Regions from separate parts of the Homo sapiens genome. Here region 2 is linked to region 1. The links are chromatin loops, found by intact Hi-C in ENCODE. Cell type or tissue: A673. All regions are shown on one strand. Links, peaks and the distances in the headings refer to the core of each region. The heading gives the core; the rest is flanking DNA. Region 1 overlaps LOC101927314 (a long non-coding RNA gene). Region 2 overlaps LOC101927314 (a long non-coding RNA gene).

Evidence for each region. Peaks named below come from ENCODE experiments on the same cell type or tissue, not always from the same donor. Only the 100,000 strongest peaks of a DNase experiment are listed, where the experiment ranks them.
Region 2: a loop joins it to region 1, with 16 times the contacts of the local background. A loop is called at or near these places in 1 of 110 quality-filtered maps.

The regions. Positions count from the first base shown.
Region 1 is chr6:97,647,408-97,663,877 of GRCh38, forward strand. The region is part of intron 3 of LOC101927314 (a long non-coding RNA gene); the gene reads left to right. Among named protein-coding and RNA genes, the nearest start is that of MIR2113, 370 kb to the right of the region's middle. In A673, for the core only: no CTCF peak of the experiment used is centred there; a DNase peak (open chromatin) is centred at 6,294; H3K27ac peaks cover 3,695 bases.
Region 2 is chr6:97,461,119-97,477,588 of GRCh38, forward strand. All of the region lies in intron 1 of LOC101927314 (a long non-coding RNA gene), which reads left to right. Among named protein-coding and RNA genes, the nearest start is that of MMS22L, 190 kb to the left of the region's middle. RefSeq lists an enhancer at 3,831-6,988. In A673, for the core only: no CTCF peak of the experiment used is centred there; DNase peaks (open chromatin) are centred at 8,103 and 8,623; H3K4me3 peaks cover 97 bases; H3K27ac peaks cover 4,000 bases.

The DNA of each region.
Region 1 (16,470 bases), core at 4,730-8,729:
TTTTAAGAGATAGGGTCTCACAGTGTTGCATAAGCTAGTCTCAAACTCCTGAGCTCAAGTGATCCTCCCATCTCAGCCTCCCTAATAGCTGGGACTACAGGCATGTACCACCCCTCCTGGCTTAATTTCACTAATTTTTTTTTTACTTGCTTGCACATGGCTACTAGAGAATTTTAAATTACATATCTGGCTCACATTATATGTCTATTGAAAAATGAAGTTCCAAATGGTGGCAGAGCTTTAAAAAATCATTTAAACTTAATATATTCTGGTTATCTCACATAGATTAGTTGAAGCTTTATTGTATCATCTTCATCTATATTTTGATACCTGCTCTGAATCATGTATTTATAAATTTTCTTTCTAAAGAATATTTCTTTAGATTAAAAATTATGTATAGGAATAGATCTAAGTGAAAGCCTTTTAGAATTATTGATACCAATGTATTGGTATTCCAGAGTACATTTCATCATTTCTTTTAACCCATTCCCACATCAATTCTTTCTGTAGTTGTGAACGGTTAGATACATGAACTTTCTTATAGCTCTCTTCTCTTTCTTACCTTCTGAGGGTAAATCATGAACGCAATAGTCAGAAGGATTTGGTTAAAGGGAAGTTGGAAGGAAATCATCTAGAAGGTCTTGAACTGGATTTGCAAATGTGGATCATGAGGCCAGGGTACTTGGGTAATGTAAGTAAACTTCTTAAAACAGTCATTTGTAAATAGAGGTAACTTTCCAGTGTCACAGAAGAAGAATTGAAGATCTATTGCCTCTCAGAAACATTTATCTACTCACATTTTATTGCAAGGACACTTTGGTGTTCATATTTTTCTTATGAGCTGCCTTCCTTTGCTTTGCTTTCTAGACAATTTGTACTTTTCCTTTGATTTCCTTTTCTATTCAAGGGTTAATAAGAAATGGGTTTTTAATTTCCAAGTCTGCAAGATTGTTTGCTTTCCAGAATATAACTGAATTTTGCTTTTAAACCTGATTAGATGTTTTTGTTATGTAATAAGAAAATTTAACCCAGCATTTAGTGAAATGATTGACATACTTCATACTTTTTCATTTTGTATCTTCCTTATCCTTATACTTTTCCTTATTTTTGTTGCCTTTTTCAGTGAGATATTTATTCTTTGATCTGTTGTTGATTTATATGAACTACCATAATTTACCATTGCTGCTATCACAGTAAAACTACTATTTGAAATATACTATATCAAATATTTCCTCCCCTATCAAAATGCTTTGTTTTCTTCTTTGATGTGCAATTTGGACCATAACTTTATTATGTATATTTTTTAAAGTGGGGTCCATATTATTCTCTTCTAAATTAAATTATTTTTTCAAGCTGTGAGGAAGTTTTTACAAATTTGTGTTTGGTCAAAATAGGGTTAAGTTACAGTAGCTGCTGTAATATATCTACAACTCTTTTGGTCTTTTTAATCTTTGTGTTTCTTTTACAAACAGGTACTTTTCTTCTATGTGATATGCAAATCTCCCAGCTCCTAGGAGCAACTGGATAGGGATACGTGTTTCATCTTAAAACAAAGACCAAGAAAAAATAATAATATGATAAAGTTATTCAAAGGATTTCAGAAACAGGTGTTCTAAGTCTACACTAATTGGATTTCAGTTAATTATTCCTTTTACTTTAGGGAATATAAGTAAGAAATGTAAAAAAAAAAGTACCTGAAAAACTTCACTGACATGGTAATTGCTCTAATATTACTTAACTTGGGGGAAAAAAAATCCCACCTTAGTGTGACCGAAGTCTTAATTACCTTTTTCATTTCTAGATTTTAAGATACAAATTATAGGCCTTCCATACACTATATATTTCACAGGGCTATGGCCTACTCTAGTTTTTCATGTATATATAATTTTAATTTTCCATGACAATGCACAGAAACTATTTATATAATTTACAGATTAGATTTTTGACTAAACTCAGGAAGACTAAAACAATTATCTCTTATGTTTAGGTCAAGAAGTCTGCTGCTATTTGATTTTAGATAAATTGTTCATTTTTCCTTAATCTGATTTTCCTCTTTGAAAACAGAAGAGTAGTTTTATATATCACTGTCACCATTAGCATTCCTTAAAAGTGTGGGTTGAACAATAAGGGTATCCTAAAAGTGAGAGTCGTGTTTGTGAAATAATATGATTTTATAAAGTAAACTCCACAGAGATTTGGATTTTTGTTGTTGTTCACTGGTCTTTGCCTAAAGCATAGAACCATGTCCGGTGCATAGTTATTATGAAAGAAAATTTTCTGGATAAATTAATGAATGAATGATATATATTGAAGGAAGTCAGCAATAGATGCCTAGAATTAGGATACAGATTATCTGAAAGTCAATATTTGATATAGTACATATTGGTAGAAGGGGGAAAAATAAATCCACTATTTATATAGTGTTCTAGCTTGTTTTTTATTTGTAAAATAAAATTAGAAATCATGGCATCATGGTAAAAAAAATCATCCATTGATTGGTGAAAATGGGGAATTCAGTGGTTAAGTGAAATAAGTAAGTTCATGAAGCACACAAAGTGTTTAATAAACATTTGTTGAAAGTATATTTATAACACAATTTGTTATATTGCCAAATAAAAGTGGGATCCATATATTAGGCACATTTTTTCATCTGGTACAGTGCAGTGCTGATTCCACATTCAAGCTTCATACATCTAGTGAAGGTAGCATTTTTACCACTGCACTCATTTTTATATTTGAACTATCCTGCATTGACTTAAATAACCAATTTCATTCTGGTCTTAGTTCTAATCATGACACATTTTTTCCAAAGGCTTGAATTTTGAGGACTGCTATTCTAGTCAGTTCCACTAAGCTATCAGGGGGAAAGATTAGCAGACAAACTAAACATATTATTATCATTAGAGTGTATGAAAAAAAGGTGTCTACTTTCTTGATTTTTCTTTATGCCATCAATAAAATAATTACCTATTTTTTCATAAATTCACATTTGTACATGGTGAAAATAATTCAAATGCTTCAGAAGACTAAAAAAATATAGCAAAAGACAACTTTCCTAGGTTTCTGGCCCCATGTTCAGAGAAAATCTTTCTTAGTTTCCATTTTTAAATTATTTTAGTGGTTGCTATTATGTTTTAAAATATTATTCACTAATTTTTAATCAGATTTTTAAGTATTTTTTGAATACTACTACTGGAATTTTATAGAACTTAACACATTAGTTTCTCCTCCACTACTTCTTTTAACAATGAAATTTTTGTGGTTTTATTCTCTTTTTCACATTACCAATATAAATGACATTTATAGTTTTATGCTTATATAACTATTATTCAATATTAAATCAAGCATTGGGCCTGAAACTATAAAGAAAAAATTGTACAAAAAGTGTCCAGGGTATTAAATTTTTAGGTTATTTTAAATTTTTGTACTACTTTCTGATCATAATTAACTGGAACTTTTTCATATACTTCTTGTCATCAGACTTTCTAGCCTTCTCTTTGTTTTGCTGGAGAACACCCTTGAGTAATGTTTCATTAGAGGTTGCACAGGAGATGCATTTTTCTGTTCTGCTCATCCAAAAATATTTTATTTTACTCTGACAGTTGATTGAAAGTTGGCATGGGCATGGAATTATGGGATCAAAATAATTTTATGTCAGCACTTTGAAGGCATTAATGTAATATCTTTTAGTGTGAATTGTGGCTTTGAGAAATTTCATGTTTTGAATCTCACTGCTTAGTAAGTAAACTTTTTTCTCTCTCTCTGAAAGATTTTAGTCTTTTTTCTTATGTATTTATTTATTTGAGACAAGGTCTTGCTCTGTCACCCAAGCTGGAGTACAGTGGCATGATCTTGGCTCACCACAACCTCTGCCTCCTGGGCTCAAGCAATCCACCCACTTCAGCCTTCCAAGTGGCTAGGACCACAGGTGCGCCACCACACCTGGCAACTTTTTTTTTTTCTTTTGTATTTTTAGTAGAGACGGGGTCTTGCCATGTTGCAGAGGCTGGGTAATATTTCTTTATCTTTGGAATATTGAAATTTAACCAGAATTAATATAAGTGTATATTTTATCCCTCCACTCAAATTGACATATATAGGGGATTTTAGTTCTGAATACATGTTTCCTCCTTAGTGTAGTAAACTGTATTTTTTTTTTCTTTGATTATTTTTCCTTTCTTCCATTGTCTGTCCTCTATTCAGAGATTCCTCATTCTTTCTTTTAATTTCCCTATTTAATTCTTTTTTTTTGATAATTATACTTTTAAATTTTGTGCAACTCTTTCTCTTTCTATGATTGGTACATGCTGAGGCAGTCTTTTTTAGTGTGAAGGATGGAAATATCCCCTTAACTCACTTTAATATTATGAATTATATATATATATATAAAATGTGAGTGTGTGTGTGTGTGCGTATGTGCGTATATATATATATATATATATATATACACGCACACACACAGAAATAAATTTTTTTGGTTTCTTGAATTATTATTTTTTCTAGATGAGTGATACTTAATGTTTATCTTGGTCACTTATTTGTATGCTATTTGATTTTTTCTGGAATCAGATTCTAGGTCAGATTCTATCTTTGCTATCGACTGGTTGAATAACCAAGAACAAGTTATATAGCCACTTTAAACCTCAATTAAAAAAAAAAACATAACAAGAGTGATGTTGTGAGTCATGTTGTGATAATTTAACATGGAGTCAGCACATAGTTCATTCTTAATTTTCTAAAATGCCTTTTATTTCATCAATGACGTAGTTATAATGCCTAATTTTTTAAGTTATAATGTATTGATGGGGCTGGCTTAATTCCACTATAAACCTTTGTTGCAACATATTCCTATTGAATATTCAGAGCTCAGTTTTTCTATAAGCGAAGATAGTAAATGTTTTCAGCTTTGTGGGCATAGTCTCTGGAGTAACTATTCGCTCTGCTGTTATAGCACAAAATCAGCCATAGACAATGCATAAACAGATAGGAGTGGCTCTGTTCCAATAAATATTTACCAAGAACAAGCAACTGGCCAGGTTTGGCCCATAGACCACTGTGGGCCTACCCCTAAAATATATCATGTAACGTTCCATCCAGCATGTTCTCTGGAATTACCACTAAGCTTGGAGTTGGAAGCATAGATTTTAATTTTACTTACATGAGCTAGAGTAAGTCACGTAACCTTTTCAGGCTTTGTTTTTTCCTGATACATAAAATAAAAGGGAATAAATTGTCATTTAAGCTTATTAGAACTCAAGTTATTATTAAAAAAAGAAGCATTTCAACGCAAAAATCTTAATGCTCAACATAAAATGTGAAATCTCTTATTGTATATTCACCATTTGTATCCCATTTTACAATGCATTGTAGTTGATGTTATTTTTGAGAGTGAGGACTATGATGTTTGGTTTCCACTCATCTAAATAAAATAAACTTTACTGTTACTTTTTTGTTGTTTTAGAAATAATAACTTAATGATATATATGAAAATGTGTAATAAATAACAATGTTTTAATGGGTCTTCTATTGTGTTTGAAAAATGAATTAGAAAAGCTCTGCTTCAGGTTTATTTAATTAACTGGAATAAGGTTTAAAAGACGATGATACTAGAGTCTGTAAAATATTTATCACTAAATATAAAAAATATAAATTTCCAAGAAAGCAACATTACCAGTTACAATGGTAACTACAAATGTCTCAGCTGGTTCATAAATGCAGCTTATTTTTGAATGACTATTTAAATCTAAATTTTAGTACTTCTTTACATATTGATAATCCAAGGTGACATGCCCCTACTATTTTCCTTGGGCATTTTAGAACAAAAGAAAATAAACATCTCAAATTCAAATTGAAATGTGAAGTCAAATCTTGATCTTTTCTTGAGGTAGTACAATTATTTTGTTCCAATTTTTTCACATGCTAACATATTTGTAATAGTCTTTTTACAAGTCACCCCTCCCTTCTTCTACTCCTTCCTTCCTCCCCTCCCCTCCCCTCCCCTCCCTCCCTCCCTCCCTCCCTCCCTCCCTCCCTCCCTCCCTCCCTCCCTCCCTTCCTCCCTTCCTTCCTTCCTTCCTTCCTTCCTTCCTTCCTTCCTTCCTTCCAGAAATAGTTGTTAGCTATGCTGGATAAAATACTCTCCAGTACCTGGGAATAGAGATTAGAGAACAGTAAAGATAAGTAAACAGGCAATTGCAATACATTGTGAAAAATACTATAATGCAAAAGTTGTTGAAGGATACTTTAGGGGCAATTATGAGGAGAAAATATCCTAGTGAGGTGACACTAAGCTGAGACACAAAGAATGAATGGGAAGGTGCTAGTTGAGTATGGGAGGGATGGAGTCATGAGCACATGAAAACCAAATGAAAATTAGCTCATGTGCCACAAATTTGAGGATTTGCCTCAGTGGACAGATGGGAGGCTTTTAGACTCAATCCAGAGATGTGGAAATAAATTGTTGACATAGTATGGTTTTGTGGAAAGAATATGTGCTTCTGAGAAAGGCAGATCTAATTTGAAACCTGGCTTTACTTTGGCTTTGTGACTTGGGCATATTATTTAACCTTCTTGATTCTCAATTTCCTCATTTGCAAAATTGAGATAATGATATGTATTTTAAAAGAATGTTGTAAGGATTTAATAGGATAGCCACACAAAAGCGGTGGCTCATGCCTATTATCCCAGCACTTTGGGAGGCTGAGGTGGGCGGATCACAGGGTCAGGAGATCAACACCTGGCCAATATGATGAAACCCCTTCTCTACTAAAAATACAAAAATTAGCTGGGTGTGGCAGCCCGTGCCTGTGGTTCCAGCTACTCAGGAGGCTGAGGCAGGAGGATTGCTTGAATCCGGGGGGTGGAGGCTACAGTGAACCAAGATTGTGCCACTGCAGTGAGCCAACATCGCGCCACTGCACTCCAGCCTGGGTGATAGAGCAAGACTCGGTCTCAGAAAAAAGTGCCTTCCATGGAATTAATGTTTAATTAAAATTAGTTGCTAGTTACTTATTCTTCATATCTTAGTATTGGGAAAAGTTGAAGTCATCTGTGGAAAAAAAAATGTCTTTGACCGTAATCAGAGTACCCAGAGATTGGTTATGCAAAGAATTTTACAACTATCCTCTTTTTTTGCTCCCTCCCTTCTTCTCTCCCCCCTTTCTTATTTCTGCCTCTGTTTTCCTCCTTACAATTATGTTTTCTGTATAAGAAGGGGTTAGTGTCTTCTTCCCAAGCTTTAACTAAAATATGCTTGAGGGCACTTTTGGCTATGTTTCCATAGCTCCTAATGAAGAGTGTACATGCCATAATTCTTGTTTATAATGGAAGAAAAAAGTACAAAACCCAGAAAGGTCTCTAAGCAGAATATGGGGCCACTACACTTAATTAGCTAGGTGCAGTACAGGTTTGGAGTTCTTGGTGTTACCAACGGCATCCATAAAGGACGGAAGCGTACCTTAGGCAAAGAGCTCCACTACATGGTGGCTGTGTCCTTGCAATGGGACAGGCCCTAGCAAAGTTGAAGAGAATGGCAGTTTGAACTTCTCTGGGATACTGGAAGTGTCTCTTGCATAGCCTTTCAATAGTAGTAAATAGTATTTACTACCACTGAATACTCTGCTGATTATTAAGCTGTTATCTCTTTATCTTCATGTCCATTCTTCCATCTTCAGCTTTGTAGACATTCTTTTAAATTAAATATGTTTGTAAATAATGAAGTTAAGGGATGTTATAATGACTTGAGAAGTATAATTTTCCCAAGATTATTTGTCTGTTAAAATCCCTAAATATTTATATCTAAATTATTCTAAATATCCAAACTAAACCCAAACTAAATTTTCACTTTGGGGACCTTTAGCTTCTATCCAACTTACAACATTGCCCTTATGTATTTTTTTTAAAACTAGAACTTCGAAACTTAATTACATTTTCAAACCAAAGATCTCCAATATGGACTTACTATAAATTGTAGTATATCAATTGATGTTTAACTTTTAAATTTTATATGTATAATAGTTATAATTAATCTCCAACATACAGAAAAGTCTGTATTTGTTTTTACAAACTGAGCAGCATAAACATCAACTTGATTAATCTTTGTAGTCTTTTATCACTTTTATTTGCAGGTCTCTTAGTTTGCTTATCACCTCCTTTTTTTATTGTTGTAATTCCTTGATGTATTGTATTCCCTAAGTCTCCTAGGTATTTTAACTACTAGTCTTTTATTTTCTGGTACTCTACAAACATATTTAGTTTTACTTAAGACAAAACTATGAGATATGAATTGGGGTTCATTATTTATGGTCTTTTCTCTAAGGGATACAATTAGAAAAATAATGACAAGTGAGAGAAAACTCTTCTGTAAAAGTACAAAAATGCTTCATTTTATTCAAAAAGCAAGTTAAAACAGCTGCAATAGTACATAATGATATACATAATTTCCTGGGTGTATTGCCTGGATTCTTTTTAACCCTTTAAAAATAGAAATATTTATTATTTCAATAAAAGAAAGCAATCACATAGGACCAAGAGCTCTTGCTAAAAATGTGTATATTTCATACATTCTACTTGTGAAATATAGTAGGGGAAATATTTACGAGCACCATAAGATAGGAAGCTGAAACTGAAATCATTTCTAAATGAAAATTATGTGACAGTTTATCAGTATTTAATGCTAACATTGGTTGATGTGAGCATGAAGAATTTAGTAGCCATTTATCATAACTCTGTGTGTGGTTAGTTCTCTGATATACTTGCTTAGAGTAGAATGGTGTTTTAGTGGCAACATGAACCACAGCTTCAGTCTGAGATATTAAATAAATGGAAATGCCAAAAGAGGATTTGTTTTTGTTGCTTGGATTGTGTGTGTGGTTGTTGTTTTTCACATTCCTGTTAAAAGTAGTCTCCCATACCTTGCATGGGTTGGTTTTTGATCCACACTCCCCTGAACTATGGCTGGGCTTCTGCACCAGATGCAGGTGTCCCCTTGTGCTGTCAGCCAGGAATGATTAATGAGGATTTGCCCCTACTGAAAGCAGTCTTTGGAGCATTGTTCAGGGCATCTGTGGAACTGTCGGGGGAGACAAGGACACAAGTGAACAACCAATTATTTGGCCATCACTGAGGCAGCATGAAAAAGACATCAAATTGGACAGAGAAGCAATGCTTTTGTTTGGAGATCTAATATTATTTTTTAGGTATTAATAGTAACACAAGACTTTTAGCTTGTTTTAAAAGAATTTTGGTTAGGTCTAGGCTCTTAACCAGAAGTAGAATGCTTTTTTCTTTAAAGCTAATTGAATTACTTGAAAGTAGTATAAAAGGAATAAAACACCACCAAATTGATTCCTAAGTGGTTGCCTATTGTATAAAGATATATCGTTTTGCACGGCTAACATTAGAAAACAAGGACTAACTATGTAACAGGAGGGAAGGAGGATCCTCCATGCAGAGTTCCTAATTGTTGGTCATAGTTGACAAGGGCGAGGGGTTTTACAAGTGATCAGAGGGTCAGAGACATTGCACTGGAATCCTGAAGCAGCAAAAAACAAAACAAACCCAAAGCTGGGAAACGTTTCCTAGCCTATGTGCAGCATTTGAGTGTTTCCTTATTTCTAGAGTGACGTATACCCTTAGGTCTTAGTAAGAAAATATTTTTCAGGCTGTTACATTCTCATACTAGGTCTGTGATTTAAATCAAAAAAATTTGAAAGGCTAAAAAACGTAATGTATTTCGAGCACAATTCCAATGCGGATTAAGAAGCCCTTTCTTCCAGTAAAGTAGTTTCTTTTATGCTCTGTCCTTTCAGGCCTGTTGTCTTTAGGGTATTAAGAATTAAAAGCTAAGCTCTGAAGCCACTAAAACCTTCAAGGAGCAGATAATGATGTTTTAATATATAAAAAGTAATGGTCAGTAACAACTTTAACAAATGTGGTCCATGCAACAGCTATAAAAAAATACTTATTTAGCATTTATTTTTTGCAGGTTAATACTTTTGTATTATCTTTTTTTTAATGACAAGAACTTCAGGAACAGAGTAATTAGAAATCACCTCAAGATAAAAACAGGGATCAAATGACTACATCTAAAACAAATGTCTGAGAAGAGATTGATTTTATAAGTGATTTCTGGGAGAGTGCATTGCTTTGTGGGTCTTAAATAATTTTCTCTTACACTTACAGTGGCCTAGCTGCTTACTGATTTATATTCACTTGGTCAGTTCTAGAATTACATAATATTCTGAATTTTTAAAGCCAATCAGAATCTCCCTTATCTTATTTTTCAAATGTAGACAGGGAATACATACTATCACTCGTATTTCAAAAATTGGCCCATTTAGATAGATGCATTTTTATATGAAGCGGGCAAATAGGCTAGGCCCAAATCATGACACCCATTTCAAGTTCTTATGACTAGCAGCTTTGACTTGAAATAGGCTGAAAAGATAAATCCAAACCAAATGGACACTAATACTGCCTCTTTTCAATGTCATGAAAACAGCAGTTTCAAACTGTGTCCCATTTACTACTCACATTTAAATCGCCTCAGTAAGAGAGGATAAGTCAATTGTTTTTTTATTAATAACCCTGTTTTTCAAAGTGTTAGCAGATTCCCTGGATTTGAGATAGTTCGAGAACATTAAATTTGCACTGGGTCTGTTGGCAGATGATACAATTTCTACGGATGGAGTATTATGTATTTTTTCCCATGCAAATTCTGCTTCAGGTTTTGAATCTTTTAAAATTACCTGTATTAACAGGAATTGACCTTCACTATAGAGATTTAGCTTCATCTCTTCCCTGTTTTTTTTCGTTAGTAACTCTTGTCTTCTGGATGCTATCATGTCATTGTCATTTAGTCATTACAATAATTTTAATTGACTTTGAGCCGAGGCAGCTTCTCAGGCAGGACTGCTCATTTCACTTCTGTTGTTTGTGAGCCTCTGATAATGGCCTTTGAGTATGGTGCTTCAAACATTTGGCCTTTGAAAATAGCATGTTTTCCTAAAATTTTTATAGTAAGTATATCATAAGCAAAGCTAATGGTAAAGTTGCATCCTATTTCTTGCTTCTCTTTATCTACAATATCTACTCTAAGATTTGATTGGTGTGCCATGATTTTTTTTTCTTGTCATACTCAGGGTTTCTAATAGCTCTCAATTTTCTACAAGTTTGCTTGTAGAATTTTTATTTGAATGTTTGCTTCAGTTTCCTTTTGGAGTATTGACATTAAGCTATACTAGGTCAAACTTCCCTGGATTATTTTCTTTTTTTAAGAAAAAGATAATTGTAATTACCAATATAGGCATTTGGTTAAGAATCTGGGGTTGGAAGATTCAAAACTTCTTATTTTAAGGAATTCCAAGCAAATTTCTAGTATTAACTCTGAGATTTGGAAATGTGAGTTTGCAATATTGTTTAGGCCAGAAGAATCACTCAAAGAGAAACAGAATTATCAATATTTTCTTCACAGATGAGGGGCAGTTAGGGTTGTCAGGTAACATACATGATACCTAGTTAAATTTGAAATCAGATAAACAATGAATCAATTTTTAGTATATCTTAAATATTGCATGGGATATAATTATATTAAAAATTCATCCAATGTTTATGTGAAATTCAACTTTGAGTATCCTGAGTCCTGGTTTTTGGTTTCCAAATCTTGCAAACCTAGATAAGACCAAAACATTAAGAAGTGAGTGACTATAACCTGGATAGCAATCTAGAGATTTGGTCATATGGGTTCTGTCCCAGAATTTCATATGACAGTGAGCCAAGTTTTTTTTTTTTCTGCACTGGTAATAAGTCTCCAACTAGTTTATTGAAATATTGTGTAGATAATTTTAACTTAAACAAATATAGCTTAAACACTCAGAATTTTTTGACAGCAAGTCACATATAAGTAAAAGGAGGTAGAGTGATACCCCAAAGACCAATTAAAGGTCTTTTGAGACTGGCAAATTCAACCTACTTGAATTGAGACACAGACCTGCCATCTACAAGAGAACTAATGAAATGACTTCCATCATCTATAATGAATTGTATAAGAAAGAAAATATTTTATTCTTGACAGAGAATTGAACTTCCTTACGAAATGCAAAAGTTGAAAGGAAGGTTTGAAGTTCAAATAGGTTATAGGGAGAAAGGGGACAGGGATTTGAATGAAAATTGTCTAATTCAAATTTTGTGTGCAAAACTCAAATTAGGTAAGAAACATGTGACTTTAGGCTTTACAACTGGCATTGTCAGAGGAGTTGTCAGAGCCCAGGTGCCCAGCTTTGCCTTAATTACTTTTTCCCCCCCAAAGTATTGTTTTAAAACATTTGATGATATAGATGTTTAACTGTTGGACTATTATACTGTATTTTTTTTAATGAAAAAGAGTAAGTGGGATTCAGTGTCAAATTATTTTCTCAGAATTTTCCACTAGCAAATATAGGCTTATTTAAACCAGGGCTGTCCAATCTTTTGGCTTCCCTGGGCCACATTAGAAGAAGAAGAATTGTCGTGGGCCACACATAAAATATACTAATATTAACAATAGCTGATGAGCTAAAAAAAATCACAAAAAAACTCATAAGATTTTAAGAAAGTTTACAAATTTGTGTCGGACTGTATTCAAAGCTATGCTGGGCCGCATGTGGCCTGCAGGCCACAGGTTGGACCAGCTTGATTTAAACCTTTGCCAAATACTCTCATGATTATTGCACTCAGGTGTAAGCTATTAATATAGTATCCAATTGAGAGTGTGCTAGTAGCTGAAATGGCAAAGATGTATTTTATTTGTAAGGCATAAACATAAACAAGGAATTGATTAATTGGGCATACTTTCATAGATGTCATTAGATAATTCCTTTTTATTTCAATACATGAAATTTACATAGAACGAAAACCAAAATTTGTTATTTTTTATATGATAGGCAACCTAATTTGTAGCCCTCTTTTTCACTGCCACCCAAGAAATAGAAATATTGGAATAATATTCTTAGCCCCCAAGTTTTATTTTGCATTTTTATTGTTGCATGTGGTAAACACAGAAGAATACATTAAAACAGTTGACACATTTTTGCCCTATTGTTAGCATAAGTGTAAAATGAGATGTTTTCAAAAATCAATCATCATGTATTTATTGATTTCCTATTGTAAAGTATTATAATACAAGTAATATAGGCTGTTAGGCTATATGCTATTTTTAAAGTATTTACCTACACTTCTCTCTCTCTCTCTCTCTCTCTCTCTCTCTCTGTCTCTATTTGACCTATCTAAGATAGAAAGAGAGAGAGGGAGAGAGAGAGAGAGAAGTGTAGGTAAATATTTTAAAGATACCTTATCTAAGATAGATAGAAGTGCAGGTAAATATTTATAAATATATATATATATGTAGAAGGGTCAACTCAATTTACCAATAAGTACAAAGAAAATATTAGTAAGTACAAATGCACTAAAATAAACTGAATTCATGAAGAAAATTATATCCATCAGATTAAAAATCCCTTATTATTCTGACAGTTCTACCTACATACTTATCTGCATTCTCATTCTTATTTCCTCCTTTCTTCCTTTACAACTGAATAAATGTCTCCTCTCCTTTCTGGGCCAAGCTCTTGACTTGGGCCCTGAATTCCTTCTTTTTCTGCCTTCTCAGGGCTTTTGCAATAGGGGTTGTCCTTTCTGTTTCCTTTACCTTCAACCTTTCTCCACCAACTCCTTCCCGTGAGTTCTCAGATACACTCACATTCCTGCTATCTTAAAATCAACAGTTTCTTCATGAACTCCCCTCTCCAGCTATTGCTTAGTTTCTTTCTCCTAAAAGCCACAATTTTGGAAAAAGGTGTCTACATTTTCCCTTTGTACTTAGTCTTTTATTTCTGTGCTCAGGACCCAAATGAGAATCTCGTTTCACTGAGGTCACACAGCACTTCCGTGGGGCTAATTCCAATGAATATTTTTAACCTTCATATTAGTTGCCTGTGAATGGATTTTGATCTACATTACCACATTTTTTTGCCTTTTATTTTATTTTATTTTATTATTATTATACTTTAAGTTTTAGGGTACATGTGCACAATGTGCAGGTTTGTTACATCGGTATGCATGTGCTGGCTTTGAAAACATACAACCTCCTGGTATTTTTTCTCCCTCTCTCAGTCTTCTTTTCCTTTGCCCAGGCTTTAAATGTTGATGTTCTTCAGGATTCTGGCTTGGGGACTCTTCTCACTCCACACTCTTGGGGATTCTCATCCACTCTTCAGCACTGAGGTACAACTTCAGACCGAGGACTTATGTTAGTTTCTCTATTTCAGACCTCTCTGCTGAGTTCCATTTCTAGAAATACAATGTATTTCTGGACATCTTCACTTGATTGTCTTTCAGACATCTCAAACACACACTGTGTGAAACTTATCTTCTTTCCTAAATTGCTTGAACAGCCTTTTAAACTGACTCCCAGACCACAGCCTTGCCACCCTCCAATCTGCTCTCCACACATCAGCCACAGTAATCAAACTCAAGTCTTTTCATATTGCTTCTTTGATCTGCCTGCATATAATCCATCACTGACTTGCTATTCCCAAAGTCTAAATTCGTTAAGGTTTCCCAGGCCTTCTGAGATCTGTTCCCCATTCTTTGTAAGCTTCATCTTTTCCCTTCTCTCTCACACATTCTAGGGTAAAAATATACTGAACAATTTATTTTTCTGTTCCTCAGGTACACTCCCCTATTTTTTATCCACTTGCTTGTCATACATGGAATTATCTCTGCCAAGAACACCCTTCCTTCCTTTTTGTCTTGATCTACCTTTAGATCCCATTTCAGTTGTGCTATTCCTTTCCTCTGAAAGTTTTCCTGGTATCCCCATCCGCCCAGACTAGATTAGACATTTTAAGTGTGTGCTCCTGTGTCTACTTATATTTTCTCATTGTAACACTTGGAGACATTTTACTATAACTTTCTCATTGTCTGCATTTTAAGGTACTGCAACTCAGGCAGCACAATTTCTGAAGTCTCGGGTGCTAAACTAAAATTTTCCCAGAGACCAAAAATAATGTGAAATCCAATATAATTAAGACTGCGTAACAGTTCTCTGAATTGGCCACATTATGCAATTCATGTATTTATTCATAAAAATATTTATTTAGGATACTATAGAAGTGGTTAAGAGGGCAGACTCTGAGGCTAAGCTAGATTGCTTGGGTTCAAATCTCAGCCCTACATGCATGATTTACGATCAAGTTGATTAAGTTCCTTATTCAGAAATTAGGAATCAAAATAGTACTTACTTTATAGGATTATTGTATTAAATTATGTATTACATATAAAGTGCTTAGGACACTACCTGGATAATAGTAAGCACTGTGCAAGTGCTGAGCACGGCTAGTTCAAAGGTTTTTAGGGGCCAACACTAATACTACCTGCCATCATAGAACTTACAGATAGTGTAGGAGAAACACATTAAAAAAAAAAGATTTCTTACCTCTCTCTCTGGGAAGCTCTAACATGCTCTTTATTCTTACCATACCCACAGCTTGTGATATCTGGGGTCTTTCCCGTACATTTAAAGTAGAATTGTATCATTTCACTTAGAAATATTTTCAGACACAGAACCATTTTAACTCCAGAGTTCTGGGAAATCCTTAGCTTTTCACAAATTTGCCTCATAGCTAATTCATAAATTCTCTAAAGGAGGAGGATCCACTTTAAGGAAATTCTTTCCACTTGGTCTTTCCTTTGGAAGTAACAATCTACCATGATTTTCTCTGTGGCATTCTTCAGCCCAGAGCTCCCAGCAGTTTATGCTGTACCTGTGTGCAAATTAAAATAAAATGTTTTATCTCTCTCTCTCTCTAGCTGGAAGAATATAAAAGGTTACCCCTCTGTGCAAGAGCACCATCCTAGGCATACAAACTCAGGAAAATATCAAGAAAAAAGTGTGACCCCATGGGGGCACACTGGCAGCTTCAGGGAGCACATCTCTGTGAGAAGATGTGGGCTGGCCTTCACTGCTACTGTGCCCTCTTAACAGAATGCTCTTATGCAGAGCACAAAATGCCCACTGTATCCAGCCAGCTGTGCTTCACACAGTGGACCTGTTTGCTTCCTAGGCTTCCTGTGACCTACACTTCTCCTTGCCTGTCCAGGATCAACTCCAGAAGTAGCTTGCTATGCTTTAGGTATTTTCTCAGGTCCCTCTAATGCCTTTCTATGTGTCATATTTTCAGAGCTCTGCCCTTTGCTTTCCAAGGTGACAGCCTTGGTCCATTCTATCTAGCAGAGCAGGAGGCTCCAGAACATTTTACATTAGTCCAAGGAGGTAAGTAACTACAATGTTAGACATTTAAGACAGGCTTTCTAGTGATTCTTATTGCTGATGCTATGCAGGATAAAGTTAATTTTTCAAAGTCTCAACTGAAGTATCCAGAATTCTCCAGATCTTGAGCCTCCCATGCTGGGTAAAGGAAGATGAACTTGGTA
Region 2 (16,470 bases), core at 5,872-9,871, 190 kb before region 1:
GTATACTGAGAAATGCTTCAAAGGTTTTTTTTTAAATTGAAGGCCAAAATCTTTAATATTTTACTGATAAAGCCACAGGTAGCCTAATGGGCCCTGTGGAGTGAGAGGTTTGGAGGTAAAAGAATGAAGACAGTCCAGGGCTCTTGCTAGAATGTGTGTTGTGCATGCAATTAAATCTCAAGGTCAAACAATTTACAGACAATTACTTTTCTAACATCTCCAGAAATGCCTGCTTACACGTCTTTAATTTTAAATGATACTGATATTCCAATTCTCCCCAAAGGTTAATGCTGACTAAATCCAGCTGTGACCTGACACGATGCGACAGCACAGTGCCTAATTATCCTCTGGATAGTCATTTACTTGAAACCATTAAAGGAATAGGCTGAGAGGAAGATTTAGGACCCTGAAAAAATGTTAGCCTGACTTCTTTCTTCTTGAAGATGGGATGGGCTGAAAAATAAAAATAAAATCCTGCTAAATGTTAGCCATTTGCTTTGATGGCAGAAAATTGTTCATCCCACTCTGTTTTTTTACAGGTTAAATTGCTAACTAGTTCATTTTATCCATTGCCTACGGCTGGCGCTAAATGTCAGTGACAAATTTTGTACTTGTCTTGAAGAATGAATTAAGTTATGCACAAAAGCTATAGTGCTCTTTTAAGATGAGTGAATTGCAGAGGGAAAAAAGTTGCTCTTTTGAGAAAGGATTATTTTGATTAAAGGCCTTTTCTATAGTAGCGGAAGACAGGTAGTGGTTTAAGATAATTCCGACAGTTACCTCCCACAGAGGCTGCAGTCCTTTGCTAGAAATTTTCCTAAGAGCAATTGTGTCAGATTATATACTATGATTATTATCATAAGACCATTAGTGACAGTGAAATAAATTACTAAAAAAAATTAAAAAACCCTAGTTTTTATTAACAAGAGTAAAAATCATTGTTTTCTGTTGTAGGGGTTAGCATTCCATCACTTTGTTACATAAACCTTTCACAGTGAGTTGCAATGGAAATTAAAGAGAGACATAATATGCTTGCCAAAATGTTGCGAAAATGAAACCTTAGGTCCTTAGGTAACTTGTAATAGAAAAATTTGACAACAGCTGCTAGAGACCTTCATCTCTCTTGTTTTTAGTTTCTTGGCAGTTGAGTCTTGACTCATCGCCTCGTAATAAAAACTATCTAGCAACAGTTATTGACATCCCATTGTAAGCTAGTTTACTATCACTAGCTTATATAAAATGAGATTTGCATCAGTTCTATTTCTGGTTTTCATTTTGGAATATTTTTGCTTATTTGATATACAAAGTTTAATAGGAGTAATTTTGTCATAGTACTGAATTATTCCAACTAAATTTTAGCACTCTTGATAAATAAAATGAGTAGACTAAAAATGCAATTTTAAAAAATTATAGTGCTAATATGAACATACCGAAGTATTGAGTACCTGAAGGGAGATTTCACCTCTGATTCAAATAGATGGGTTTTGTTTGAGTGGGGACAGGATTTTCTTTGATGAACTCCAAGAATGTGACTGACTACAAATAGTTTATAATTTCTATTCTGTTAGTCCAAGATGTTTACTTGAAGGAGCAAAAATATGCTGATGGTTTCTAGGTGAAGTGATAATACAAGGTTATTTAGTTAGAATTTTCCTTGCATCATAAGAGACAAGTATAACCAAGCTTTGTTAATTGATGCCATTTCATACTGTGAAATTATTATAGGGAATTTGATTTTAAAGAAAACTATAGTGATTAGTTTTAAAACCCTAGTTAAATAATTACTTACTTGGGATCGGCTCTTTTAAATTAAATTAATGAAATGAGTTGTCAAATCAGCTCTCACTAAAGTGATAGATAAATATAGGTATTTGAACTTCTGTCAAGACCTAGTATTCAGTCTTGGCAAGAAATGGCTTTTGTGATTGAATGGTTTCCTCTTTTACTCCTCGGTCCCCCACCCCTTTTCTAACTACTGCGATCCTGTTCTATAATTATGAGTAGTGTGAATGGCCTCTCAGTTGGAGTTGCCATTATCTTCATCCTTCCCAGCAAGAGTTTCAGTCTGATGATGTAGAACAAGATTTTGAGGAAACAGCCTAGGCTTCAGTATTAGGGAAAAGTGGTCTCCCAGAATGTTGTTTAGGATGTTTTTTTCTTGGTGTACATATATGTGTGTCTGTAGTGCAGTGTGCTGTGATGTAGTGTGGTATGCAGAGGGAAGTGCCAGCTGCATTTAAATAGAATTTTATCTACAAAATGGTTTCTTATGTATTCCTGCGTTTGGGCTCACACCATCTCTTTGGATAATTCTGCAGGGGCCAGATGCTCTAACTATCACGGGGGGGTGTATGTACACATTTTGCATGACTGATGTGTCAGGAAATTGGACAATAGATGATGGAAATCATGTGGCTGGTTAATTTACCTCATTGGATTGGAGTTCACTAACTTCATGAATTTGGTGCTGATTTTACCTGATTTTCTTCTCTTCCTTTTGTATTTTATGGTTTATATAATTAGCACATTAAACTTATAGGCTTAAAGAAAACATAATTTAGTTTTCAGTAAATAACTATGTTTAGTGATGCGTGTTTTTCTAGGTAGGTTTTGTCTTCAAATTGTTCCCACTGTGACTTGTTGGCATTAATAAATCTACTGGAAGAGTCAGAGGGATGAACAGGGAACACTATTTTCCCCAATGAAAATAATCTCTGGTATCTCCGTATTTGTGGCTGAGAATGTAGACCTACTACTAGACAGTGTTCAATATTGCAAGAGGTGTGTAGTGAAGCCTAGAATATATTTTGGCATTTTGCTTCCCCATGCAGCTTCTTGTATAATCAATCCCACTGTGTTTACAGGTGAAATCTTACTATGTTTGTTTAAAAAAGAAAATAGTGGAATTGGTTGGAATGTGTAAACTTGAAGAGTAAAGTCCTCTGCCATAATGCACACTGAGAGCCAAAGTATTTTAATTTGTGTGTAAATTGGACATATACTAGCAACATATCTTTTTGTGCTTTAGCTGTGAATTGTGTCCACTTATCTATTGTCATCAGTCAACATTTCTAGAAGAGTGCTTTTTAAACTTGCAGTTAATATTCAACACAGGTAATAACAAATATCCATTCAAAAAATAATTTTACCATTTCAATTTATTTGTTAGGGACTGTAAATCATAAATTGACTTCCAATATGATTTAGTCCACATAATCATTTCTATTAAAACATAAAGTTTATCCATGTAGATTAACATTATTGAGCATTTTTGTTTCCATTTTTTAATGGTGATATTGCTGTCCTGCACCTAACATTCCATGAAGTCACATGTGTAGCAATTGTAAGTTCAACAGAAGGAATGGAGTATCCATAGAAGATTGAGTGTTAATAGGACATTTTATATTTGATTCTACCTTTGTTTCCAAAGTTCTTCATATAATTGAAGTCTCCTTTAACCCCCTCTACTTTTCAGAGAGGCCTCTCTCCTTTACTGCTCAGACTATTATTTCAATAATTTAATTTTGATTTTATATTGCTAAATATTGCATTAAACATTCTCTTTTGAGAACTATGTACTGTATTTGACATTCCACTTGAAAAATCTTAAATTCATTTTCTGTCTCTGTTGCTTATTTTTAAACCCACTAAATTTAAACTGTCCCGTTTCTCTCCCCCCTCCCTGGGTGTTCAGACCACAAAGTTTTTTTTATGTGATATAGGGCACATAGAGGATGAGTCAAAAAATATTTAAAAATGGCCTCACTTATGTAACCATAATATAGATCTTAACTTCTTAGCAAATGCATAAATTATCACTATGTTTTCCCACAGCCTTGGACTTCCCAATTGCCACATGTAGTAGTTGTGGGATACTATTAACCAAAATGAAATAATCAAATGAAATTAATACATTTTCCTACCTAAAAGCTCACCAGCTTATTTACTTGTTTCTAGCTCAGAAGGCCAGAGCATGCCATCTAAAAACTTGGACAACATGAACTTGGACCCAAGTTTGTCCAACTTAGATCTCCTCTCTGTCTAACTTAGATACCCTCTTTTCCCTTGAATATGTCTCTCACTATTTTGGCAAAAGCTATGGTCCTTCTGAATCAGAGTCATGCAGTTTATTAGGGACAGCTAGCTGAGAAACCACAAATAAATATAGATCTTTTATATCCACTTAACATTTATTTTATTATTTCTCTGTGGGAAATTGGAAATAACTTGGAGTGTAGATGTATTGCTTCAAGCAGATCCAATGGATGAAACGGTTTGCTTTGGAGAACAAGCAAGTTACTGGTGATTTGCTTTATAGTACTAAGGATAATAACTATAGCAATTATACTTTTTTGAGCACTTACTGTATGTAACTCTTATTTAATCCTCACATTTACTCTGCAAGGCAGTTATAAACTGTATTTTACAGGTGAAAAAACTGATGTTCAGTATTGTACAATATGAATTAAATAAGTGAATCTATCACATCACTGACATTATTTTCTTGCTTTCCTCTGTGTTTGAATAGAAATACTCTGTAACTGAAAAAAAGAATAAGTTATTTGGAGTGAAAGTTTATGCAAATATTTTTTCTCATGGGATTCAAGTTATGGCTCTGGCTTTTTGCTTCCATCTCTACCCCCTTGAAATATTTTGCTATTCATATTGGAATAGGCATTTGTCTATCAGACATTTGTGATCTCCCAATCAAATAAGATCACTGAGAACTTGCAGAAATATTATTTAGTGTCATGATTTTACTTGGCATACATGACTTAGAAATAGTTGAAATATATATATTTTTAAAGGAAATCATACCTTAGTAAGTACAAGAGAAAATTCAGATTAACTTCATTTTGCATGTTGTCTTTTAAACGCTTCCTGGGATCTGATTTATGCTGACACTGTGGGCACTATATAAACAGTATGTTGCAGTGCTTCTCTCCTTGTGCCCCCACTTCCCTCTCCATCCCAGTAAATCCTTTGAAGGTTTTATTATTCAGGGGTGGGAAGATTGGAGTGAAAGCTACAGAATGATTTAACACTGTGGGAACTTAATCAATAAGAGTGTTGCCGAGAGCTCCCAGGAAAGGGTGTTGTTTTCCATCCAGATGATAATGAGGCCGAGTAGCAGCAACCTCTGGAGGAGGAGTGCTGGGGCAGCGATTCTTTGGTAGTGCTTTTGCTGGTTGCTAATTAATAGTTTTGAGGCCAGTGGGGCACCTTTTGGCCTCTCTGACATTTGCAAGCTTTTCTGTGGCTTGTCCCACATGTCTTTCCACCATCAGGGGTCACTCTCAACTGGATTGGAGTCTGACAAGTCTAATTGGCTCGAATCTATGCAGATTTAAACATCTAGCCCACATGCCAAAAATCTGATGTTTTCTCATGCTGCTTCTGAGTTCCTGGCATTATAGGATCGGTGCATGCCTGAATTATTATGTACCAGCTTATCCTTCTGTTAGCATGTTAAAGAGCAATTAACTGGATGTGGTGTAAGAAATAGGGGAAAGAACTTCAATGCAGTTCAGTTGTAAATGCCTTTTATACTTAAAAAAAACTGTCAGACCATTGAGCATTACTGGTTGGAAAGCAGATTGAATCGTATAGTCAAAATTTTTAAAGGGTGAATAATTTTTTGAGAGTTGGTTTAAAAAAAAATCCTTGCTGGGCAAACATACAACGGTAGTATAATATAAATCACCCAAACATTCTTGATTTACTTACGTTGTCCCACTTCCTTTCCCAGATCTTACACTTCTCTCTCAAACTCTCAACTTTTATTTTTCCAAAATTTCAACTTCCTTATAACTGGTGAGTGGTCAGCCAACTTGCTAGATGAGTTTTCTTGTAGAGTATGTCTTTTTCATCACTGCCACTTTATAGGATTCTGAGTTAATGGCAGAATGCTGAGCTGGATGCACTCATAGTCCACACAAGACATTTGGATAAGATAATAAATTTCCAGTTTTCTTGTAAATAATTTATTTTAATTGACCATTATGACATATACAAAATAACATAATAGATATGCTGATATATTGCTTTGCAATTTCTAATGCATTTTGCCATGTTTAATCTTCACAATAATCTTGAGAAGACAATAAAGCCAGATGGGTTAATATTATTAAATTTCTAAATAAATATATTGATTTACAGAAAAATTAGATGGCATGCACAGTGTGCCTGTGCTATTGAGAGGCGGAGTTGGATTTTGATTACAAGCCACTTTTTCACCATAACATATATGAAAATAATTTGTTCAGTTGATTAGTTCATAAAAATCTTTTATAACTATGGCTAATTTTTAAAAATGTGTTGGCATAGTCTTAAACTATCCAAGGAGTTTTTGAAATATAGCAATAAAGTGATGAGTAAATTTATCTATGTGTGACTTAACAATTTTAATACCAAACTACTCTAGAGACTGAGAATGCATTTGATTTTCATTTTCTGAGAAATCTGTGTCATCGATAATTCACCTGAAGACATCAACCTTGCCATACAACATGTGGGAAATATTAAATTAATCCTTAAAAGTCTTACTTTTTAATAAAATGTTGACATACGAAAGTATGTTTAATGCAAATAATAACTGAAAATATCAGTTAAATGCTATTCTTAGCTTTTGTCTCAAACACTTGAGAAATCTGGTAAATAAAATCTTTAATTTTTTTCCTATTTTTTTCCTCAGAGAATGCTCTCCTTTTGTTTTTTTTTTTTTTTTTTGACAATTCTTTTGTGTCTCAAAGTTTCTGAGGTCTGAAAATCCCTCTTTCCGTATCCTCACAACTTATATTGTAGTTGCAGTGTTGGAAAAATATTACAAGTTAAAAAGAAGAGTGTGTGTGTGTGTGTGTGTGTGTGTGTGTGTGTGATGCATGGATGTGTAGCATGTGTGGTTTCAAAATAATTTAGAATTTTCTAGCCTTCAGTATAATTGATTACATGGAATATAGTGAAATGCATTTGTCTCTTGCTATTGGCGTCTATTTGTGTAGTATTAGATACCCTTTGAGTGAAAAAGATGGACATTTAAAGATCAAACTGGTAGAGAGCTTTGATATCATTAGTTCAGCTTCTCATTATACATTATTTTATTTATTTGTTTTTCTGTTTTTTTTTCCCCAAAGCAAATAATTTTGGGCCCATTAGTATAAGAAGAAATAAAAGGGCTTTATATATCACCTATGGAAATATTTTGATGTGATTTTCTATTAGGAAGTGAATAAATATTAATTTTAGCAAATTTTAACATACGGTCAAGCAATTTCAATGAGCAAGATCCTAATTTTACCATTCTAGATAAGATGAAATTGGACTAACAGTTTGATTATTTATCTATTTATTTATTCATTTTAGAGACAGGGGATCGCTCTGTCACACAGGCTGAAGTGCAATGGCGTGATCTCGGCTCACTGCGACCTCCGCCTCTTGGTTCAAGCAATTCTCCTGCCTCAGCCTCCCAAGTAGCTGGGATTACAGGCATGTGCCACCATGCCCGGCTAACTTTTGTATTTTTAGTAGAGACTGTGTTTCACCATGTTGGCCAAGCTGGTCTCAAGCTCCTGCCCTCAAGTGATCCACATGCTTCAGCCTCCCAAAGTGCTGGGATTACAGACATGAGCTACTGCACCCAGCCTTCACTTTGAAATCATACAAAATATATAACTTGAATGAATACCTTCTGTTCCATTTGTGTAAACATTCTGTAATGGAATTAAATACCATCAGATCTGAGTTTCTAGTTTGAATTTGCCACTAACAAACTGTGTGATTTAGATCAAATTATTTACCTCCCTGTAAATCAAATTTCTCAATAGCAAAATAGGAAAAACACATACCTTTTATATAAAATAATAGTGACTCACCAGAACTTGCTAGTGTTTTTATAAAATAAGCAGAGAAGCTTTACTATTATCAGACCAAAAATTTTATTTTAAGGTGGTATCATACACTTTAAGATACATAATATGGCCTGGCTCACACAGACCTTGATTCAAATCCTGACTCAGCACTTTTACCAAATATGATTGTTTGGGGAATTATGTCAGGTTGTGGACTCCCTGCCTCCCTTTCTTCCTTCCTTCCTTCCTTCCTTCCTTCCTTCCTTCCTTCCTTCCTTCCTTCCTTCTTTCCTTCCCTCCTTTTTTCTTTCTTTGTTTTGGTTTCCATCTGAAAATAAAAGGGAAAGAACATGCTCTTTATCTCTTTGGCACAGATTTGCTAAATGATAGGCCCTCAATAGATGTTAGTTTCTCCTTTCCAGTTTTATGAATATAATTGGACAACAAAGCTTAGAGTAATATAAATGTGGCTTACCACTGTTATTATATAATAATGATAAAATATTATGTTTCATCTGATTTGCTCATTTACTTAAATCACTATGTTTAAATTTTCTTGATGTTTAGAAAGGATAAAAAATTAAAAATGACACTGAATTATAGATATATCTTGTTTCAGTGAAGGGGATGGAGAAAAGTTAGGAAAGATACAAGCTACTTGAGCCAAATGTGATATGGTTTTGGTGGGCTTCAATTGTGGAGGAAGGGACCAGAGTAGAAGTCTTGTCAACTGTCTGGAAATTAAGGAGAAAGAACCTAGGCAGACGAACAAGCTAAGATGGTGAAGGGCAGGGAGGGATGTAATTTGGGGTCTAGATATAGCCTTTGGCTTTAACCATGTCTAATTTGGAGTAAAGACCAGTTTTGAGTAGGAAATGTGGGTAGGGGTGGGTTTGTAATAGAATGGTTTGGGAGGAGTGGTAGGCAGTGTTAGGAAACTTTTAGTATGGGTTTCAAGCTCGATGCTATCATGGGTCCCAAGACTGGTTGAAATCATTGGCACATCTGCCTTGTTATGAGTTAGAGAAGAAACGTGGGTGAACTACATCAAGAGCTGATGTCTTGGTTTGTTTCTTTTTGTCAAATTCATTATTTAATGGTAATTTACACCATGTCCTACTTAGCAGTTGAGTATATGACATTTTTTCATTTTCACTGGGACACAAATGAGTAGGTAATCTCTCAGAATTGTGTACAGGTAGAGGACTAGAGCTCTATATCAAGCAAGCTTTATTCACTAGTTTCCTCTGGAATCTAACTAAAGGTAATAAATGGTTAAGCAATTATTTAAAAAAATTTATGTCTATTTTCCTCTGAAAATTCTACAAAGGACATGCTTGTAAATGCATCTGGAATGTCTACTTATTGTACGTTAAAAACTTTTCTTTTTTGTTACTGGGTTAGAAGGATCAATCTCTCAAGCCCACAATCAATTGTGACTACATCCATAAAACTAACAGTGGATGTACATTTTCAAAATTGAAAGTCATTATAAAACAATGTAGGCCACTGTAAATCATAGCTAAAAACAGTCATAATGGAAGTCTTTTATCTATGTCTGATCCACTAACATGCAGTTATTCTGAGAACTAATAACTTCTTCTTGGAGATAGGGCCCCAAATTCAATTTTATAGCTCACAGTCCCAGTAAATAGAAAAAGTCTGCCAAACCTGCATTTATAAATCTTAGTGATTTCATGTTTTTACCGTATGTATTAGACTAGAAAAATGAGAAGTGAGGTTTGATGAGTTTTCTTACTTGGCCAATAAACTCTGCTATGTCTGTATGGAAAGTTTTATTATTAATTTTTATATTATTTCAGAGCTATATAACTAGCATTAATTATTTTAATAAAATTCAAGAGTACTTGGGAGAAATATTTGCTCCTCTTTCAAATAATAATTCAGCCTCAACTGTTTGAATAGGCCATCAATCCTCATTTTCTACTCATTGAGCAGCTGGGCTACAATAATCGACTCCCACCACAGTGTTATTAGAAGGGAGTACACTGCTCACTTCCTGGCAATGGACCTCTTTGATGCTTCCTAGTTCCAAAGGAGAAATTTACTAAATAAAGCACCAGTGCTCTGGGAAAAGAAAAACTTAAAGGACCAATCTGCTTCTTTCACACTGAGAAACTGATGTCTTGTGAAGGGATTCAGATCCCAATGTTGATATTAGCTTTTAACATTATTTGGTAATATTTTCATAAAGCGATTTTATTTTTGTTTAGATATTTTTATTTTTATTGAATTTGTTATTTAAAAGTTAAATACTTTCATGAATCAGAGATTTTTATCCACACAAAAGAACCTGACTGGCTAATTTAAGACAGAATAGAAATTTGCTAAAAGGATATTTGATATTATATAATATTAAACAGATATTAAAAGGAATCTCTGGAAAGACTAGAGACCCAGGCTTGTGGGCTCTGTAGACTGGAACAAATCCTAAAACTATTTCTCAGAACAATCTGTTGGACACAGATATGACACCTTGTACCCCTGACAGTACTTACCCTGGACTCTGCTTACTTCTAATAGAATTTGCTGTCCCTGGAGTCTGGTTGTATCTGCTGCTATACTGGCCCTATCCTTGCTAGAATAGATTCTACATGGCCATTTCAGGAGGGTGGTGCCCTGGTGCTTGTCTCTGCTGAACGTCTTGCCATCCTAGAGATTAACCCAGAGGTTTAAACAATGAAAACTAAACAAAACCCACAGTGGTTTATCTAGTGGAGTTGTGAACTTCTATTCATGGAATTGCTCAAGTAGAGAATAGGTGAGCACTAGGGATATTTTAAAGGGGATTCCTTCATTGGTTGGGGTTTGTACAAGATAATGTTTAAGGTTCTGTAGAATTTTTAGTTTAAATCTGAGAAAAGTTTTAGGATATATTTATTCTCCCATTCGTTCATTTCTGTACTTTCTTCTTCATCTATTCATCTGCAAGGGCATCTGTTGCAATCTTACTCTGTGCATGTCCCTTTATAGATGCTGCTATAGGTGAATTAAAGGAGGATGATGTAGGTTTATGCATCAGTTTTATACTCCAAATAATAACTACTTCTGAATTACGAAACCCAGAAATAAAGACAAACTATTGTGGATGTTATGGGCTTCCAGTTTAACACATTGGGTTGAAAACAATTTGTGAAACCCAATTAAAATAACAAAAGTTTAATAAATATATAAACACATGGAATGGAAGAGGAGAGAAAAGTAGATAAAAGATGTTTCCAAGTTTGGAAGATAGAAAACATATGTAAAAGTGGTACCTAACTTGATGCAGCAAGATACGTGAGCTGGTTGGCTTTATAGTCCTTTGGAAAATTTCAGGAATTGTAGGTACCAGATAATTCTGCTATGTTTAAAGAATATTACATTCTGTAAACGTTAATGTTGAGTATTTAGGCTTTAGATTTGAGGAAAATGGAAATAAGTGACATAAATACTTTTATTTGAAAGTTAGACTCAGAGGGTGAGAAAGACTATACAAGATAAGGGAAAAGAGCGTCATACCTTGTTAATACTTCAATGTTCACTGATGAAGAAAAGTAAGCTCAAGTCTCAGAAGATGAAGAGATATTTCTCTTCAAATTTATATATGCTGCTTAGAAGCTTTCATGTTTCCAGGAACTTAAAAAAGTGCTCTAGATATTTTAGTAACACTTCTGAAATACTACTGCCTCTTGAAAATTAACTAACTCATTCATTTGTACATTTATTCAATAATTATGTTTCCCTGGAGTGGCTGAGAATACAGTAGTAAACAAGATTGACACAATGCCTAGATTCATGGAGTTCACAGTCTTGAAATGACAAATTTTATGGTTTTGTTAGATCAGTTTCTTCTTACTCTAAAAGAAAAAGAATTTGCCTGGTCATATGATAGATGTTTTATATTTAATCCTCATAGAAGCTCCATTAGGCTTCATTTTTAAAAATCTGTATATTGTTTTGGATTGGTGTAAGGATTAAATAAGATAATGGATATCCTTGGCTTAATGCTTGCCACTAAATAATCATTCAACAAGTGTTAGCTATAGTTAATCTTTCTTTTATTCTTATGATTGTGATATATGCTTTAGGACTCCACCTGTACAGATGAAGCAAGTGAAATTCAGAGAGAATGTATAACATGCTCCATGTCTCTTGACTAATAAATTGTGGAATTAAGATTTGAATCCAAGTCTGCCTCTCTCAAGACTGCATGCTCTCTCCCCTCTCTTATAAATACTCTGCCAATACATTATATAAAAATCTGCCTTTTCAGGTTGGCTTGCTATTGAGCAAGTGTTTATGAAATAATCTTTCCAAATATGTGCCTTATAAATGAGCTATTGAAATATAATTTGCTCATAAGTGGTGGCTTATTTAGCTATTGTGGAATCAAATGGATCCCCAGTAACTTGGAACATTTTTGTCTCACATTTCTTAAAACTAGTTAAGGGATTAAAATATAGTCATGTTCTGATCTTCTCGTTTTGGAGTGTCTAGGTAATGTCTGAAGGACTCTTTAACGACAGGAAGAATTCTATGTAGAGTGACGAGATTGCTTTCCTAAAACCATTTCCAAAGGTTGGTTTCAGTTAGATCGAGAGCAGACACATGGATTTCTATGGCACTGTATGACCAAAGATTTAATGACTAGGACTTCTGAAGCTAGAAGGCAGGGAGGTAGGCTGGGATGGTCGAGTCAGGGAGAATTATACTGTAACCCTACTTAGGAAGGGAAGAAAATCCAAAGCAGAGAAAGACAGAAACATTTCTGTGACTGTCATGTGAGGGACAAAAAATGAAACCAAGTGGTTGGAGCCCATCCATATTCATTGTTTGTTTGTTCATTTGATGTATTTAGAGAATTCTAAGGAAGCTCTGAATCACTAATTTTAAGGCCACCTAGTATGAGATAGTGAGATACTTTTGGATGACTTCATGTGTAGAGGTTCTAACTGAGCCACAAAAGAGTTAGTGAGACATTGAAAGAAAATCCCTGATTTCACTCAGCTTTACCGCTAGCCAGCTGTGGGAATCTAATCTCATGAGGGCTTATTTTACTCATTTACAAGTTGAAGATAAAATCTGATTTGTCTTTTCTTGTGGAAGTGTGTTGTGAGAATGGATCAAAGTAAGGCACGGTAAAGTCCTTTGAAAAGTCAAGCACCATGCAGATGAGATATATTACTAGTACTGGTTGTAGCGACACCCACAGGAGACCAAATGCCTCTAATACCTTAATTTCTTGCACACCTTTCTTAAAGAAAGCCATTTTTTATTTGGCACTGAGAAAAGTAGCAAGAAAGCTGTGGATGTAAAGCACTGACAAGAGTACCTACTGCTAGTACTATGTGTTAAAGTGATGTATTTTCAAGATAATAATAATGGGGGCTTACATTTATCGACAGCTTGCTATATAAACAAACATTATAATAAATAATAAATTAACTCATTTAATCCTCACAGAAATCATATGGTACATAATTTTCTTATCCCCTTTTACCTGTGGAGAGACTGAGACACTGAAAAATTAAGCTTCCCAAGGTCACATAGCCATTAAGGGGCTGAATCTAGTTTAGAAGTCAGATATTCTGTCTTCAAAGACTGTGTTACTAAACGCTACATCATTCAGGCTTTGGTATTGAGACTATCAGCTTGTCACTGATTTGAGTAAGCTCTTTAACACATGTTCAGATACTCATAAGATAACTTTTATATAACTTTTATTTTGGAATATTGTACTTTTAGATTTATTGAAGAGTTGAAAAGGTAGTGGAGAGTTCCCTAATATTAACATCTTCCATAACTGTGGTTCATTTGACAAAACTAAGAGGTTAACAACAATATACTACCATTAATTAAATTATACACTCGATTCAGATGTGACCGTTTTTTCTTTAATGATATTTTTCTGTTTTAGGATTGCATCTAGGATATCATATTGCATTTTGCTGCATGTCTTCATAGTCTCCTTTGCTTGGCAACAGTTTCTTAGTTTTTCCTTGTTTTTCATGATCTTGACAGTTTTGAAGAGTACTTGTCAGTATTATGTAGAATGTCTTGCAATTTGAGTCTGTTTAATGTTTTTGTCTTGGTTAGATTGGATTTACGTTTCTTTTTGTGATGAATACCACAGATGTGCCTTTCTCATCGCATTGTATCAGAGGGTGTCTAATATCAACATATTTTATCACCAGTGATGTTAACCCTGGTCACTTGGTTAAGCTATTTTTTTACCAGGATTCTCTACTGTGAAGTTCCTATTTTCCCTTTCTGTACTCTGTTCTTTGAATGCAAGTCACTAAGTCCAGCCTACATTTAAGTGGAGGGAGATTAAGTTCCACTTCATGGAGGCTGGAGTATATTTGTATGTATTATTTGAAATTCTTTTGAAAGGACTATTTGTTTCTTCTCTTGCCCCCTGTTTTTCTATTCCAGAATTTATTTATGCTCATGTGGGCTCTTGTATATTTACATCATATTTTGGGTTATGATCTAGTACTATGTTATTTATTTTGTTGCTTATCAGATACATTTAAAAATACTTTCTTCTTGGCTTTGAAATATGATTCAGAATATTTCATGACTTGACATCTGAAACCTATATTGAATGCAAATAGACTCTGGACATTTCCTAGTGTTATATGAAATTCATTATCTTGGTGCCCCCCCCCCCCAAAAAAAACCAGTTATAATAGGCTCTTTTAATTTATGCTTTTAACATTTTTTAAGGGCACATTGTGGTATTGTTAAGTATATGCATATTTTTGTAAAATAGATATCTAGAACTTTTTCGTCTTGCACAAATGAACTTTGTACCCATCGAACAACTACTCTGTTTCCCATGTCCCCCCCGTCCCTAGAAACTACCATCTCACTTTCTGTTTCTATGTATTTAATTATTTTAGATAACTAATATAAGTGGAGTCATGCAGTTTTATCTTTTTGCGATTGGCTTATTTCATAGCATGATAGTCTCAAGATTCATCCATGTTGTAGTATATTACAGGATTTCTCTCTTCTTAAAGGCTGAATGATATTCTACTGTATGTATATACCCCTTAGCTATTGTGAATGATGCTGCAATGAACATGGGTATGCAACTATCTCTTTGAGGTCCTATTTTTAATTTTTGGGGAGATATAAGCCCAGGAGTGGGATTGGTGAGTCATGTGGTAGTTCTATTTTTAATTTTTTGAGGGCCCTCCATTTTGTTTTTCGTAGTGTTTCCATCATTTTGCAATCCCTATAAGAACAGCACTGAAGGGTTCCAATTTTTCTACATCCTCACCAACACTTGTTATTTCATTTTTTTGATAGTGGCCATTCTAATAGGTGTGAAGGTGATGTCTCATCATCATGATTTCTTTGATGATTAGTGATGTTGAACATCTTTTATATCCTTCTTGGCAATTCCCATATTTTTTTTTGAGAAATGTCTATGAAAGTCCTTTGCTTGTTTTTAAATGATTTTTTAAATTTATTTTTTGTTTTTCAGTTGTAGGAATTCTTTACATATTCTAGATATTAAACCCTTTTCCAACATATGATTAACAAACATTTTCTCTCATTTCATAGGTTGTCTCTGTTAATTATTGTCTCTGCTACATGGAAGTTTTTAATTTTGATATCGTTCCATCTGTCTTTTTTTGCTTCTGTTACCCATGTTTTTAATGCCATATTCACGTAATCATTGCCCATTCCATTGTCATGAAGATTTTCCCCTATGTATTCCTCTGGGAATTTATAGTTTAGGTCTTACATTTGGGCCTTTAATACATTTTTGAGTTAATTTCACTGTATGGTTCAAGATAAATGTACATCTTCATCTTTTTCATGTGGATATCCAATTTTTCCAATATCATTGATTGAAGGGACTATTCTTTTCATATTGCATGGTCTTGGCACATTTGTGAAAGTTCATTTGACCATATACGGGAATGTTTATTTCTGAGCTTTCTACTTTGTTTGAACACAATGGTGTATATGTCTGTCTTTATGTCAATATCATACTGTTTTGGTTATGGTAGGTTTGTAATACGTTTTGAAATCAGGTAGTGGATGCCTTCCAAATTTGTTCTTCTTCCTAAAGATTGTTTTGGCTTTTAGGGTTTTTGAGATGACATATTAATTTTAGGATATTTTTCTACTTTGAAAAAAATGCTACTGAGCACACAATTTATAGTCAATAATAATTTATTGTATATTTCAAAGTCACTAGAAGAATTGTAATCTTCCCAACACAAAGAAAAGATAAATGTTTAAGGTGATGGCTGTCTCTCAATTACCCTGCATTGCTCATTACACATGGTATATAGGTTTCAATATATCACATGTACTCCCAAGATATGTATAATTATTAAATATAATTAAAAATGCCACTGATATTTTGATAGGGATTACATTGAATCTGTAGATCACTTTGAATAGTAGAGAAATTTAAACGAGGTGAAGTCTTCCAGTCCATAAACACCGATATCTTCCTGTTTATTTGTTTCTTCTTCAATGTTTTGTAGTTCTCAGTGTATAAGTCTTTCACCTCCTTGGTCAAGTTTATTCCTAAGTATTTTTTTGACATTATTGTAAATGGGCTGTTTTCTTGATTTCCTTTTTTTGGTTATTT